3 separate regions of the Homo sapiens genome follow, and all the other regions are linked to region 1. The links are chromatin loops, found by intact Hi-C in ENCODE. Cell type or tissue: PC-3. All regions are shown on one strand.

Region 1 (5,000 bases):
ATGAGCCTTCCCACTGCTCAGCGGAAGGAAGAGCGGTCCCCTTCCCCACCCGCATTCCCGATCAGCAGAGCAGGCATCATCCCAGGCGCACAAATGCTCAGGAAAACCACCAGCGAGGTTACCCGGAGGCAGGGGACCCAGCCAGGTACGTACGCTCCTGAGTAGCCAAGAAAAACGCAATTTAGCAACCTTCAGTCGTGAGTCTCCGTCCACACCTACGAAGACGCAAAGCTCTACACTAGGTAATTTTCTGGACAAAATACATACGTTTTGCTTTTGCCTCTGCCTCTGTTCAAGTTCACCAAGAGACGGAGCAAACCCTCCGCTGACCGGAAGCCTCTCTTGGTAGCGGAACGAGAGGGAGCTGCTTCTGGGTAAACGTCGCCGCCTAGGAGGGAAGCTGTGCGCACCCCACACCCTGCCCTCGCCCCCTCCCCGGGACCAACCGCAGCGCCCTCCCGGGTGACGGACGGGCTCTCAGGACTCCGGAGGGGGACGCGGCTCGTGCGGCGCCTCGCGCACCCCCACCCCATCCCGGCCGCGCCGAGCGCCGCCCCCGCCCCCCCACAACCCCTGCACGCACCCGCTCACTCTCCCCTGCCCCGGCCGAGCCGCCCCGGGCCCCCGGGAAGGTGCCCCCGGCAAGCCCGCCCTGCAGCCGGAGCAGGTGCAGCCCCGCCGCGCTCCCAACCGCGTCTGCACAAACTTGTTTGCCCGCGGCAAGGGGAACACCCTGCTCGCAGCCCGCGCGGGGGTCCGGCTGGAGCGCCGAGAGACAGGACTCACCCCGCGATCGCGGCCGGCTGGGGCGCCCGCACCCGCGCCCATGGCCCGCCTTCCCCGGGCGCCGAGCCCGCAGCCCCCCGCAGTGCCCGGAGCCCAGAAGCCCCGGCGCCCGCACGTCTCCGGCCGCCCGCGGCAAGCGGACCCACGCGCCCGGGCACAGGGCGCCGCCGCCTGGCTCCCCGGGGCTGCTGGCGTCCGGGCTGAACGGCGGGGCGGGCGGGCGGGCGCGGAGCCGGGGCGGGCAGCGGGCGGGCGAGCGGGCGCCGGGCTCTGCACATGCTCACTCGCGCGGCCCGGGGACAGCGGCCGGCCGCCGCCGGGTCCTAGAGGCGCCGGTGCGCACCTCCCGCCGCCCGGGGGAGGGGTCGCGGCTCCGCCGGAGGGGGCCCACGCCCTGCCCCGGCCCGCGAGAACACGCGCGCGGGGCGGGCCACACGCGCCACTGCCGAGCAGAGACGCCGCCACCCACTCTGATACACACACACACACACACACACACCAGTCACCCAGAGCCACAGCCTTTCACCGGGGCCCCACGGGCTCTAACACACGCACCATGACGCTCACACCCAGACACAGACCCACAAACACACGGGGCACTGCCGCGCAGAGGAGAGCACGCCGCCACTCTCCCATGCAGACTCACAGCGACAGCCGCACACTGCCTGACACACACATCCCGAATCACTGCTTCCCAGAGACACCGACACCCACACTCACACACACACTCTCTGGGCTCTGCCCCACTCACCCAGAAGCAGACTGGGCCACTGTGACAGGCACGCACACGTACACACACAGCCACACAGTTTAGAGTGCACTCTAATACACACACACACCACACACGCACGCACACACACACACACACACACACACACCGGATCACCGTCCCATGCAGAGCTAGAGACAGACGGTCACAGCTTCACACACATTCACACTCAGAAACAAGCACCTGCTGGAACACAGACACTCTCACACAATCTGAGACAGACCTACACAGAATTGCAGCCCTACAAATACCCTGACACCAGCTCCCGCGTCTACACACTCGGGGGTCGGCCGCCGGCTTATCATACTGCTCCACACCGCACACAGTGACAAACCCACGCCTTGACATAGTTGCCCACAGAAGCAATGTCACACACTGGTGTCTACTAACAGACACACTCTCAGAGGGGCATACTGGGCATTGACCCACAGGCTCTCTCTCTCTCTCTCTCTCTCACACACACACACACACACACACACACACACACACACACGCACCGAGGTGGAAAGAGGCTGAACAGTCACACAAGTCTATACACAATCCCCCTCTTTAAATAAAGGCTGGATCCAAACCTAAAGATTTTTCCCAGGGAGGAGCCCCACCCTGTTCCCCCAAAGCCGCCAAGTCACAGCATCTGCCCTGCTCTGCCATGTGCACCGGTGGACCCTGTCCTCACCCGGAGCTGGCTGCTAAGATGCTCCCAGAAGCTGAGGACAGCAGAGGCAGCAGGAGCAGGTGGTGGTGCCTCTTACTCCGTCTTCCTAAAAGGGAGTTTCATGCCTCCGACTCCCGCTAGGGGCAGAGCTGCTTGGCCTGGCTCCGAGGAGCTGGCTTGCAACAGGTGCAGGTGGCAGGGAAAGCGTTTGCCTGGGGACCAGTCACAGTCCCTCCTTACGCGGGTCAGTCAGGTGGCGCCCAGAGCGGGAAGAGACTCGCTGCAGTTTGCATAGCTATGTCTGGCCAAGTGCAGAATTAGAACAGAGTCTGCACCATCCGCATGAAGGCAGAATGCTCTGAAGGTCTTGGGGCACCTGGATTTAATATCCTTAAGCCCAGGAAGAGGATACAGTAAGTGAGAGACGAATTCTGTGCTGCCTCAGAGTCCCAACCTTGCAGAAAAGCCCCCTTCACATATATATCCTTTACAGAATGTGAATGTGTGTGTCGTTACGATTTATAACAGCAACCCACTGTGCAGTCTCGCAATGCTGTTTGGTTTGCAAAGCCCTCTCCATGACCAGCTACATAATTTGAAGGGCCTAAAATAAAAATGGAGCCCCCTTTTAAAACACTATCAAGAATTTCGAGAGATAAAAGGAGGATATTAAACCAGTACGGGTCCCTTCTGAGCACAGAATTCAGAGCCTTTCACAGATCTCATACCCATGAAGCCAGCCCTGGCCCTCTCGTACCCATTGTCCCACTTAAAACTGATAAGTCTATAGATGCCTTCATGTGCCCATTTGACAGATGAGGCTTTCAGGTGGGTGATCACAAAAGGCTCACAGCCAGTTGAGCCCAGGGGAATTCAAGCCCAGCTCCTCTGGGAAGCCAGACATTTCCCGGCAGCTGCTATTCAGAAGTGTCCATCTGCAGCAGCAGACACTTGGTACAGAATAATCAAGCAGAAGAGTTGATGTGGCTGCCACCAGGGAAGGAGGTGACTCAAGAAGAAAAAGCAAAAGGCTGCTGGGTATCCATGCCATCTGTGCTCGATGTCACGCTGCACCTGCCCTGCAAAGCACCCCACCAGGGGAACACCATACAGCCCCTGTGTGGGTAGAAGCTAGAGTCAACTACTGACTCTAGGGAGGGAGGTTGAGGAAGGAGGCGCATGAAAGAACCCAGGAAGTAATTGAGAAGGGCTTGGGAGTCAACACGGCCAGGAGTATTTCAGTGTCAGGACAAAGCCCTTCTTTCTAGTGATGGTGACCAGTAAGAAGTGATAGGGAGGACTGATAACAGAGTCACTCCTAATCACAGTCCAACTCCTTGTCCCTCAGCTCTTCTCTCCACATAGTTGGGACTGTTTCATAGTAACTTGTATACCATCCCTGTCCCAAAAGCAATTGGTCCCACAATGCTGCCATCATATGTCCATTTACTGCTGAGAAATGTATCCCCCCACCCCCCAGGAGTCTGGGACTAAGAATCAGACAGGTCTGATGTCACATCAATCCCATCTCTCTGTGTTTCGCTCTTGAGTCATCCGCTCCTCTCTTTGCAGACCTCAACTATTGGATCCTAGGTATTTACATCACCTCCTTACTTCACGTCATCTGATAGCTTATTCTTCCTTCCTTCCAGCCACCCATCTTTTCATGTATTTACTAAGCAAGGCACCCATTGTGTGTTAGATTTTGTGTTGAACACTGGAGAGTCTTTGATAAAAAAGAACCGGTCCCCTGCAGGAGTTTCCAGTGTGAAGAACTGGACGAGAAAACAGACCAAAGTGAAAACATACCACAAAGAGAGAGCTCTGCTGTATCAGTCAGGATGCCTGCAGCCTCAAGTAACAAATAGCAAAGTAAAAGTGGTGTCAAGCAAAGGGTTTATGATCTCAGACAGCAAGACGCCTGGAGGTAGGCAGTTCCAAGGTTGGGTGATTCAGTCACTCAATGATGTCAGAATCTGTGGTGGCCTCTCTGTGCTCCCTGGACCGCCCCCTCATGACTGCAAAATGACAACTGAAGCGCTGTTCGTGACTTCCCCAAATGACAATACCCTAAGGCAAGAAAGAAAGGGACACTTCTTCCCACAAGTTTCTTTTTTCACTGGATAAGGAAACTTTTGCCAGATCCTCCTTCTGGCAAGGCCCATTGGCCAGAAGTGAACCCTGTGAGTACCCCTCAGCCAATACCTGGCCAAGGAGGAATGGGTTTGGCTAATTATAATTCATCCTCTGGGGATAGGCCAGTCATCTCAGAGCGCATCCCCACTTGATCAAAATTGTTTCTATGTTAGTAGATGGCTGCTGGGATGGCAACTAGCTGTGATGATAGATAGATAGATAGATAGATAGAGAGATAGATAGAGAGATAGATAGAGCGAGCATTGGAACCTAAATGACTCGCAACCTCAGTGTGGAGGAATTCAGGGAAGGCTTCCTGGAGGAGGTGACATGTAAGCTGGCTTTTAGAGGAGAAGTGGGCATCATCTGGGTCACCAGGTGCAGGGGCCATTCCAGACAAGGGTGGGGGGCATCCTTTGCAAAGGCAGGGAAGTGTGAAACACACAGGCTGTCACAGAAACTGCCAGTGACTTTGCACTAGCTGGTGCAAGGTCAGAGGTGGTTGGAGAGGAGGCTGAACTGTGACTGGCCACTGAACCCCGACTAGCCACTGAACCCCCATTCAGGCCACTGGCACCAGTGGACAAGGCAGGGCTGTGGACCACGCTTGAGCCACCACTATGATGAGCTCCCTTCACGGTGGTCATCTAGTCA
Region 2 (5,000 bases), 230 kb after region 1:
GAAACATTCAATTAATAGGCCCAGATCAATTCGCTATCCTTTACTTCTCAGATCTGTGACTTGGTGTTTTTGATTAGCGAGTCATGTCTGATGGTGGTTCCAAATTATCCATGCCCCACCACTGAGAGGAACCTGATTTTTTTATGACCACGTGATGCCAGACAACAAGCTGTGTCTAGCTAGGTGACAACGAGGCAAGAAAGAAAGGTCCATGTCCAGCTAAGAGAGGCAAATCTCTCTCCCAGGATCTTTGAACAGCTCACTCCCTTTGCTACCTGTGTTAGAACCCTTCATTAATAAGCAATAAACCTTGACTCGCATTTGGAAATTTTAACTGACCATGGTTTGCTCTGTATTTAAATTTTATAAAATAAGACTGTATTGAGGTAATACCTGTGAAATATATAGCTCCATAAATAAATGTCCCCCTAGTATAGCTTTTGATTGGATATTTTCTATCTCGGTGGATGTTAAACAACTCATTTGGAAGCCTAGAAAACAATTTGATGTTTAAAATAGGTTTTTATACTCAAAAAAATATTGAGATACTTCATATACTTTTCACAATTACTCTAATGAATGAAAGGGAATGAAGTGGAGAGAGGGTGGTGTGGGAAATAAATGAATTTTCAGTCGTGGAGCACAAACTCAAAAACCATAGCCAAATTGACTCCCTGTGGTGCACATCTTTCAAGAGCCCTGCACATACAGACAGGGGGCCCTGGGTTCCAGCCACCAACCCCATTCCCCCTGCTCTCTTGAGAGGCCCCCAGCACCCTTTTCTCGCTGCCTCTGCTGCACTCTCCTGGCCAAACCCCAGCCTGCTCCAATCCAACTGTCTCACTTCTGCTCACCCACACCAGAGCAGCTAAATGTCACCCAAGAAAATCACTTCAAATGACCTGATTCTGATTTGTTACACTTTCAATTCATGACCACAGAATTCACTCAGAGACTAAGCCCTCTGGACCGCCCTCCCGTATTAATCTCTTGGGTTCACTTTGTGGCTGTCTTAGAAAACTGTTCTGTCGGCTATGCATGTAGGCTCACGCCTGTAATCCTAACACTTTGGGAGGCCGAGGCAGGCAGATTGCCTGAGGTCAGGAATTCGAGGCCAGCCTGGCCAACATGGTGAAACCCTGTCTCTACTAAAAATACACAAAATTACCCAAGTGTGGTGTAGGACGCCTGTAATCCCAGCTACTCAGGAGGCCGAGGCAGGAGAATCACTTGAATCTGGGAAGCGGAGGTTGCAGTGCGCCGAGGTAGCGCCACTGTACTCCAGCCTGGGCAAAATGAGTGAAACTCCACCTCAAAAAAAAAAAAAAAAAAAAAAAAAATTAAAAAAAAGAAAGAAAGAAAACTGTCACTTCTCTCTCCTTTAATCCCCTCCCAACTCCCATTTTGGCCAGTGGGGGCACCTCATTCTCCAGGGCAGAAAGAAAAGAAAATAACAACAGAAGCTCCCTCCTGTTCCTAGGCCAACCCTGTGTGAGGCGGGTGCCCACTCTTGCTCCTGTCTTAATAGAAGATGCATCCCTGCTCCTCTCAGAGGCCCATATGCCCTGGAGCCCAAGTTTCCTTACCTTCTCCAGGCATTTACTCCTCTCTCATATTTTAAAAATTACCCTCAGCTCATTTTGCACTTCTGCTTGAAACCCTCTGTGACTTCTTCTGTACTTAGAAAATCCACAGCCCCTATGCTGGTGGCTGGGCATTGGGGGCCTGGCCTCTACCCACCTCTCCAGCCCAGCTCCTCCTGTCCTCCATCACCTGTTCAGTCCTTTTGGCTCCTTGAACAAGCAAAACTGTCCCTCACTACAGGGCCCTCATAGTGGACACGCTGTCCACAGCCCTGTGGCCAGCTTCTGAGTTTATCTGGAGCTGAGGCAGACTGTTCCAGCTCGCTGGCTGCCTCCCTAGACAAGAGCCTGGGTCTCTCTGCTTCTCAGCCTAAGGGTGTCCTCTCCCCCACAGAACGTGTCCAGCTTCCCAAATGCACAACCCATGAGCATGGAGAAGTGACCAGCCCTGGAGACAACCCTCAGCCAGTGGGAGATGGGAGTAAATAGATGCACTCCCAGTTCCCACCTCTCATTGGGATGATCCTGAGCAAGCGTCACCATTCCTCAGAGGATCCCCACCGGACTGAGTTCCTGCTCACAGTGATACCCCTTCACGAATGCACGTGTTATGGGCTTTTTTTCCCTTCCCTGTCTGTTTCCCACCTCCCAATTTGTGCTTTGTTTTTTGGTTTTTTTTTAGACAGAGTTTTGCTCTGTCGCCCAGCCTGGAGTGCAGTGGCGCCATCTCGGCTCACTGCAACCTCGGCCTCCCAGGTTTAAGTGATCAAGCAATTCTCCCACCTCAGCCTCCTGAGTAGCTGGGATTATAGGTGCATGCCACCACGCCCGGCTAATTTTTGTATTTTTAGTAGAAATAGGGTTTCACCATGTTGGCCAGGCTGGTCTTGAACTCCTGACCTCAGGGGATCCACCCATCTTAGCCTCCCAAAGTGCTGTGATTAGAGGCATGAGTCACCGCGCCCGGCCCAATTTGTGCTTCTTGAAATCACTTCCCAGGTAAACTACCAGCGCCCAAGTCCCTCTCATAGAGCCAAACTAGGATGCACTTTGACAATCTAAGATCCTTGTTTTCTGTCTCTCCTTACCAGCCTGTCAGGCTAGAGCAGGTCCTTGTTTACCTTGGTCATTACTGTGTCATCAGTGCCAGCACATTCCTGGAGATCAAAAAAAAAAAAAAGTGAGTCAATGAATGAACAAGCCAAAACTGCTGAATGCACACAAGCACAGCCACATGTACACAATTCCCAAAGTTTTGAAGAATCAAAGATTGAACATTCTCTCTCTAAGCAAGCACTGACACCAAAACCTGAGACACTCATTCTTCGTTCTCATCTAAGAGTTAACAGTTTCCCTGAGGCCTCCTTCTCCAAAGGCAATGTTACCCACTAGTTAACTTAAGCCTTTTAGAGGAAAAAAAAAAAATAGTTACTTGAGATTAACACTAGAACATGCTTCTATCTCCTGGTTTTTATCTCTAATCTTAGTCAAGCCATTCCTAACTTGCCCTTCAGTATAGATCAGTAATTCAGAGTGAAATCTCTAGAGTTAGACTCCCTGGGTTCAAACCCCAGCTTAGCCTCAGTTTTTTTTTTTTTTTTTTTTTTTACCATTTGTACGGTGGGGATAATAAGAGTACTATATCACAAGGTTACTGGGGGACTAATTGCATTAAAATATACAAAGTCCTTAGGACACTGTTGGCACATGGTAGGCACTATTCAGGTATTTGTCATTAGTTCTAGTGTTAATATCTTTTTTCTTTTTTTTTTTGAGACGGAGTCTCACTCTGTTGCCAGGCTGGAGTGCAGTGGCAGGATCTCGGCTCACTCCACCTCCCAGGTTCAGGCAATTCTCCTGCCTCAGCCTCCCGAGTAGCTGGGACTACAGGCGTGAGCCACCACGCCCAGCTAATTTTTGTATTTTTTGTAGAGACGGGGTTTCACCATGTTGGCCAGGATGGTCTCAATCTCTTGACCTCGTGATCTGCTCCCCTCGGCCTCCCAAAGTGCTGGGATTACGGGCATGAGCCACCACGCCCGGCCATCCTAGTGTTATCTCTTATTTCCCACCTTTGGAACCTGATATTGTGGACACAGCCGTGTAGTCTGCGATCCCCCACCCTCAGTCTGTGGTTACCACTCCTTCTCCTGTCTTCAATCAGGACCTTTCACAAACAGAATCCAGGGTCCCAAGTGGAGGGCAAAGCCTCACTGAGGTGTAAAACATCCCCTCCTTGATCCAAAAGCCTACCTCAGTCCCCCATCAAGGGAGCTATGATGGTTAATTTTGTGTGTCCACTTGGCTGGGCCATGGTGCCCAGGTATTTGGTCAAACATTATTCTGGATGTTTCTGTGTGGGTGTTTTTGGATGAGTTTGACATTTAAATTGGTGGACTTTGGGTAGAGTGCCCTCCATGAGTCGGTGGGCCTCATCCAATCACCTGACAGCCTGAATAAAACAAAAGATTGCTCTCCCCCAAGCAAGAGGGAATTCTGCCAGCAGATGGTTTCAGACAAGAACTGCAACTGTGGCTCTTTCCTGGGTCTCCAGCAGGATGGCCTATCCTGTGAATTTTAGGCTTGCCAACTTCCATTATTCATGCACCTATTCCTTAAAATAAATCTATACACTGTTGATCAAAATTAAGGCTCTTGAGGCTGAAATAAATTGAAAAAGCTTTAGCAGAAGTCAAATGTGAGCATCAACCTGGGAAGACACACCAACGAATTTAGGTGTGTTCCAAAGTCTGTTACAAGTTGGAATGCCATTATAAGAACGTTTAGGAGAAGGGAGGGGGTCTTCTCATATCAGAGTTGCTCTTTTTTATTGGTGGGTTCAATTCAGAGGTTACAATCATCGGCTACAGTTTACAGCATACTGGCCAAAATGTCCTACAGCAAGACAATCAGCAAAACTTCATGCATCAGAAACAAATCAGTGTCCGTTTCAGTGTTAATAGGTTACATATTAATCAGTACATCAAAAATTTGAGGAACTCACAATAAGATTTGAGGGACTCACAATAAGATTTGTTACTCAGAGGGGCCAGGCGCGGTGGCTCACGCCTGTAATCCCAGCACTCTGGGAGGCCGAGGCGGGTGGATCATGAGGTCAGGAGATCGAGACCATCCTGGCTAACAAGGTGAAACCCCGTCTCTACTGAAAATACAAAAACTTAGCCGGGCGTGGTGGCGGGCACCTGTAGTCCCAGCTACTCAGGAGGCTGAGGCAGGAGAATGGCGTGAACCTGGGAGATGGAGCTTGCAGTGAGCCGAGATCGCGCCACTGCACTCCAGCCTGGGCGACAGAGCAGGACTCTGTCTCGAAAAAAAAAAAAAAGATTTGTTACTCAGAGACAGGATGTAAGCCATGAATCATAAGACCTTTCCCAGGTGGTTAATTTGGAAGCCTGC
Region 3 (5,000 bases), 350 kb after region 1:
TTCTTCAGAGCACATTTGATGTCATTCTGGCCTTGGCAGAGCTCCCCTCTAGACCTTCTCCAACTCCTTCATTTGTGCTGATGGGAAGCAGGAAGGCTACAAACCACTTGGCAAAGAAGTCATCCTTAAAGAATTTAGCATGTTTAGTGGGAAATGTTTTAATCAGACAGTTGCAAGTTCCAAAACAGACTCCAACACTTGCTGGGTATGTGATCTTAAGCAAGTCATCCAACCTGTCTGAGCCTCAGTTTCCTGATCTGTAAATGGGGGTGATAACACCATCTCATAGGACTGGCCTAAGGATTGAATGAGATCCCAGATGCAAAACACCTGCCACAGAGTCTGACATATTGCAGGTGCCTAATCAATGTTAGTTACTACAACTTTCAGCTTTCTTTTTTTTTTTCCTCTGTCTCTCTCTGTCATCAGGCTGGAGTGCAGTGGTGCGATCTCAGCTCACTGCAGTCTCTGCCTCCCAGGTTCAAACAATTCTCCTGCCTCAGCCTCCCAAGTAGCTGGGACTACAGGCGCGTGCCACCATGCCCAGCTAATTTTTGTGTTTTTAGTAGAGACCAGGTTTCACCCTGTTGGCCAGGATGGTCTCGATCTCTTGACCTCATGATCCACCTGCCTCGGCCTCCCAAAGTGCTGGGATTACAGGCGTGAGCCACTGCGCCTGGCTACTTTCAGCTTTCTTTCTATTCTTTCTTCACTGAGACAAAGTCAGGAGTTACCTCCCCCTCCTCCTAAATCTGGAAGTCCAAATCACTATAAATCTCCTTCTAATGGAATGATCATAGTCTGCCTCCTCTGACCATTATTTCTGAGAAAATCTTGTCTTCCTTCTAGACAGGGAGCTGCCTGGGAAGCAGAGACCCACCTCTGCCCTCCCCACAGTGCCAGGTTCAACATGAGGTACGTAGTAAATGTGCACTGAATCAAAGGATGAATGAATGACTAAATGGATGACATTGCAGTTACATCAGAAGCCGTGAGTGAGAGAAAATTAATTTGCAGATGGAATTATTACATTGTGTACCCAATCTTGCAAAACAATGAGGCACTGCTTGTAGGAGTTTCAAACACTTTTTCAGAAATTTAATTGCTAGTTAATTTTCCTGCAAAACACAATAACCTCTATGCACTAAAGGAAATAAGACACAGCTCTGAAAACCTCATTAGGCTGTGCCTGAAACCACAGCGGCTTTTTCCAAGTTAAGAACCTGAGAATGCAAGCTGCCATAATTGGCACTGTCTTTGTTCAGATGCAGGATGCCTTTACTCTGATTCCCCCACTCCTCATATCCCACTGAGAGGGCACGGCTCCCGCCTGCGACTGCAGAAGTGAGGGTGGCCTGAACTGAGCCATCCTCAATCTCTTTCTCACTGTGTTCTCTTATGATCAGAGCTTAGTCTGTAGAGCTCAGTCTATGACCAGAATCAAGGCTCTCTCTGTGACCAGGAGGAAGGCTCAGTCCGTGACCATGATCAGAGCTCAGCCTGTGACCAAAATGAGGGCTCAGTCTGTGACCATGACTACAGCATGGTCTGAGGGCAGGATCCAGGCTCAGCCTCCATGCATAGCCACAGCTACAGTCACACATGCACACAGCTTCACCTGAAATTAGAAGTGGGCCAAAAGGACAGACATAACGTAAACAGCAGAGGTTTCCGCTACACCACTCAACAAATTATTGAATTGAATTCAATAAATGTTAGATGAATCCTCAGAGTTCCAAGATGTGGTAGGACGTGGGTAGAAGGGGAAGAATGGGAAGGAGATGTCATCAGCCCTGGTGAATAAGGGCCCAGAACTCAGATGTGCCAGAGTTAAATCCTGCCCTGACCCATTTAAGCAACTCTTGGCCAGGAAGCTGGAAGTCTCACCTTCAGCTTCACAGTAACCCACATAGAACTCAGAGAGCTCCAGACGGCCTGCCTGGAGATGTGTGCCCTCCAGCCAGATGCTGTCAGCTCCGGTAGCTGTCACCTGCTAGGATATCACTGCTAAGTGGGTTAGCATTTGCCAGCCATTCTGCTGATTAATGGTGTGTAAAGTGGCTGTCTCATGGTGGCTGGGTCACCGTGACTCAAGCTTGGGAAACGCTGCAGTAACAGCAGAGAGCTCATCTCATGGGCAGAGGTGGGACTCTGAGAGGGTTAAATCTCAGTTGCTACTGTTTGGGGCATCCATGAACTCTTCGCAGCAGGATGTCCATTGCCCGGTCTCCCCTCTCTGCTTCCTCCAGTGTCCCCTATGAAGGACACCTTTGAAATGAGGGATGAGATGTAATGAAGCTAGATACAAAATTAATCAAATATGACACGAGAATTGATGTGGAATGCAATCCCGTCAGCAGATGATTCACCTCCTTGGAGTGGAGTTGCTTGTTTACTGTTTGCAGCATTTCTGAAGGACTCGGGCAAAGAGCAACACCAGGGATTATTTTTCAGAAGAAGGACTACAGACACAGAACACAATCACCAAGGGCCAGGTGCGGTGGCTCACACCTGTAATCCCAGCACTTTGGGAGGCCGAGGTGGGTGGATCACATGAGGTTAGGAGTTCGAGACCAGCCTGGCCAACATTTTGTACTTTACCAAAAGTACAAAATTAGCCGGGCATGGTGGCGGGCGCCTGTAATCACAGCTGCTCCAGAGGCTGAGGGAGGAGAATCGCTTGAACCCAGGAGGCAGAGGTTGCAGTGAGCTGAGATCAAACCATTGGACTCCAGCCTGTGCAACAAGAGCAAAACTCTTTCAAAAAGGAAGGAAGGAAGGAAGGAAGGAGGAAAGAAGGAAGGAAGGAAGGAAGGAAGGAAGGAAGGAAGGAAGAAAGAGAAAGAAAGAAAGAAAGAAAGAAAGAAAGAAAGAAAGAAAGAGAAAGAAAGAAGAAAGAAAGAAAGAAGGAAAGAAGGAAGGAAGGAAGGAAGAGAAAGAGAAAACAGTCACTCAGGAGGGTGGGTCTAATATTTAAATGCACTGAGATTCTTATATGTTGATTTTTCTTGTTTTGATCTAATTATAAGAAATGTCTAGGCCGGGTGCGGTGGCTCACACCTGTAATCCCAGCACTTTGGGGGGCCAAGGCGGGTGGGTCACCTGAGGTTGGAAGTTCAAGACCAGCCTGACCAACATGGAGAAACCCCGTCTCTACTAAAAATACAAAACAATTAGTCGGGCATGGTGACACATGCCCATAATCTCAGCTACTCAGGAGGCTGAGGCAGGAGAATCACTTGGATCCGGGAGGCGGTGGTTGTGGTGAGCCGAGATCACACCACTGCACTGCAGCCTGGGCAACTCCATCTCAAAAAAAAAAAAAAAAAAGAAAGAAATGTCTAAAGATGACTTCAAAGAACTTGATTGCTATGTATTAGAGCAGAAGCCATTCATTTATTTGTTCATGCATTCAGCACTAAAACTAAGCACCTACTGTGTGCCTGACCCTGTACTACGCACAGAAGCAAGCCAACCAAAATAGTAATAGTCTGGCTTGGGCACAGTGGCTCATGCCTGTAATCCCATCCCTTTGGGAGGCCGAGACGGGTGGATCACCTGAAGTCAGGAGTTCGAGACTAGCCTGACCAACATGGTGAAACTCCTTCTCCACTAAAAATACAAAATTAGCCAGGCATAGTGGCATGCACCTGTAGTCCCAGCTACTCAGGAGGCCGAGGCAGGAGAATTGCTTGAACCCAGGAGACGGAGGTTGCAGTGAGCCAAGATTATGCCACTGCACTCCAGCCTGGGCAACAGAGTGAGACACCATCTCAAAAATAATAATAGTAAAAATAGTCATTGCAGTAACAGTAGCAGTTGTTGTTATTGTTGCAGTTGTTAGCTAATATTAATTGAAGATTTACCATGTGCTAGACTTTGGGCTAACCACTTTGTAACCACCATCTTATTTAAGTCTCACATAAACTATGAAGTAGCTGCTATGAGTGTCCCCATTTTACAGATGAGGAAACTGAGTCACAAAGCAGTGAAACAACCTTCCCAGAGTCAAGTAAGTAGTAAGTGGTAAAGTTCGTAGCACAGGGCCATTCAGATCTTCTCGCCTCGTGATTTAAATTTTGAACAGAATGACTAAAAGTTTCAAATATGGTTTGGAATTTATCCCCCAGGCGTGACTGAACAAGACTTCTTCTTGCACTGCCCTGGTCGTTTTTCATGCCAAGCCTGGATCTTCAGCCTTCCCTTCCATCCTTCAACACCCCCCACCTTGTGTCAGTACATCCTGCGTTGCTTAAGTTAGCCAGAGTGGGCTTCTGTTGCTTACACTCAAAGAAAATTAACTGGAACAAGTAGTGAACTCCCCATGATAGGAGTATAGGAGAGCGGAAGCTGCAAGGGCATGCAGTGGGCTACAAGGAAGGGATTCACATGTGAAATGGTATATCAGTTACATTCTCCAAGGTGGCTGCAAAGAGGCTTTTCCCACGTCCTCTTCTAACCTTGCCACTTCCCCATTGAGTGGTGAGATCAGTATCCTCTTCCCTTAAACCTAGAAATACTTTGTGGCTGTCTCAGCCAAAACAGCATGGCAGAAGTAACATTATGTAACCTCCAGTGCTATGTCGCAATTTTTTTTGTTTTGTTTTGTTTTTTGAGACGAAGTTTCGCTCTTGTTGCCCAGGCTGGAGTACAACGGCGCCATCTCGGCTCACTGCAACCTCCACCTCCTGGGCTCAAGTGATTCTCCTGCCTCAGCCTCCCAAGTAGCTGGGATTACAGGCGAGTGCCATCATGCCCGGCTACGTTTTGTATTTTTAGTAGAGACGGAGTTTCACAACGTTGGCCAAGCTGGTCTCCAGCTCCTGACCTCAGGTGATCCACCCACCTCAGCCTCCCAAAGTGCTGGGATTCCAGGTGTGACCCACCGCCCCCGGCTGGGATGCTTCCTCTTAAAACCCCATGGCTATGCTGTATACCATCCCAAACTAGCGCACGCAGAGCGATCACATGGGGAAGCCAAGTAGAGGCGCTCCGTCCAT

The links. Peaks named below come from ENCODE experiments on the same cell type or tissue, not always from the same donor. Only the 100,000 strongest peaks of a DNase experiment are listed, where the experiment ranks them.
Region 2: a loop joins it to region 1, with 10 times the contacts of the local background. A loop is called at or near these places in 3 of 110 quality-filtered maps.
Region 3: it touches region 1 in a loop (4-fold over the local background); 3 of 110 quality-filtered maps call a loop at or near these places.

The regions. Positions count from the first base shown.
Region 1 is chr17:6,066,439-6,071,438 of GRCh38, reverse strand. It overlaps WSCD1 (WSC domain containing 1), which reads right to left and starts at 1,060. Exons shown (of 9, transcript NM_015253.2): 1 at 787-1,060. RefSeq lists an enhancer at 993-1,824. In PC-3, a CTCF peak has its summit at 2,356; a DNase peak (open chromatin) is centred at 2,338; H3K4me3 peaks cover 2,121 bases; H3K27ac peaks cover 1,473 bases.
Region 2 is chr17:5,834,921-5,839,920 of GRCh38, reverse strand. It overlaps LOC339166 (a long non-coding RNA gene), which reads right to left. Exons shown (of 4, transcript NR_040000.1): 2 at 2,705-2,740. Among named protein-coding and RNA genes, the nearest start is that of WSCD1, 230 kb to the left of the region's middle. RefSeq lists an enhancer at 1,909-2,410. In PC-3, no CTCF peak of the experiment used is centred here; a DNase peak (open chromatin) is centred at 2,660; H3K27ac peaks cover 3,484 bases.
Region 3 is chr17:5,715,195-5,720,194 of GRCh38, reverse strand. No RefSeq gene overlaps it. Among named protein-coding and RNA genes, the nearest start is that of NLRP1, 130 kb to the right of the region's middle. In PC-3, no CTCF peak of the experiment used is centred here; DNase peaks (open chromatin) are centred at 2,024 and 2,394; H3K4me3 peaks cover 474 bases; H3K27ac peaks cover 2,038 bases.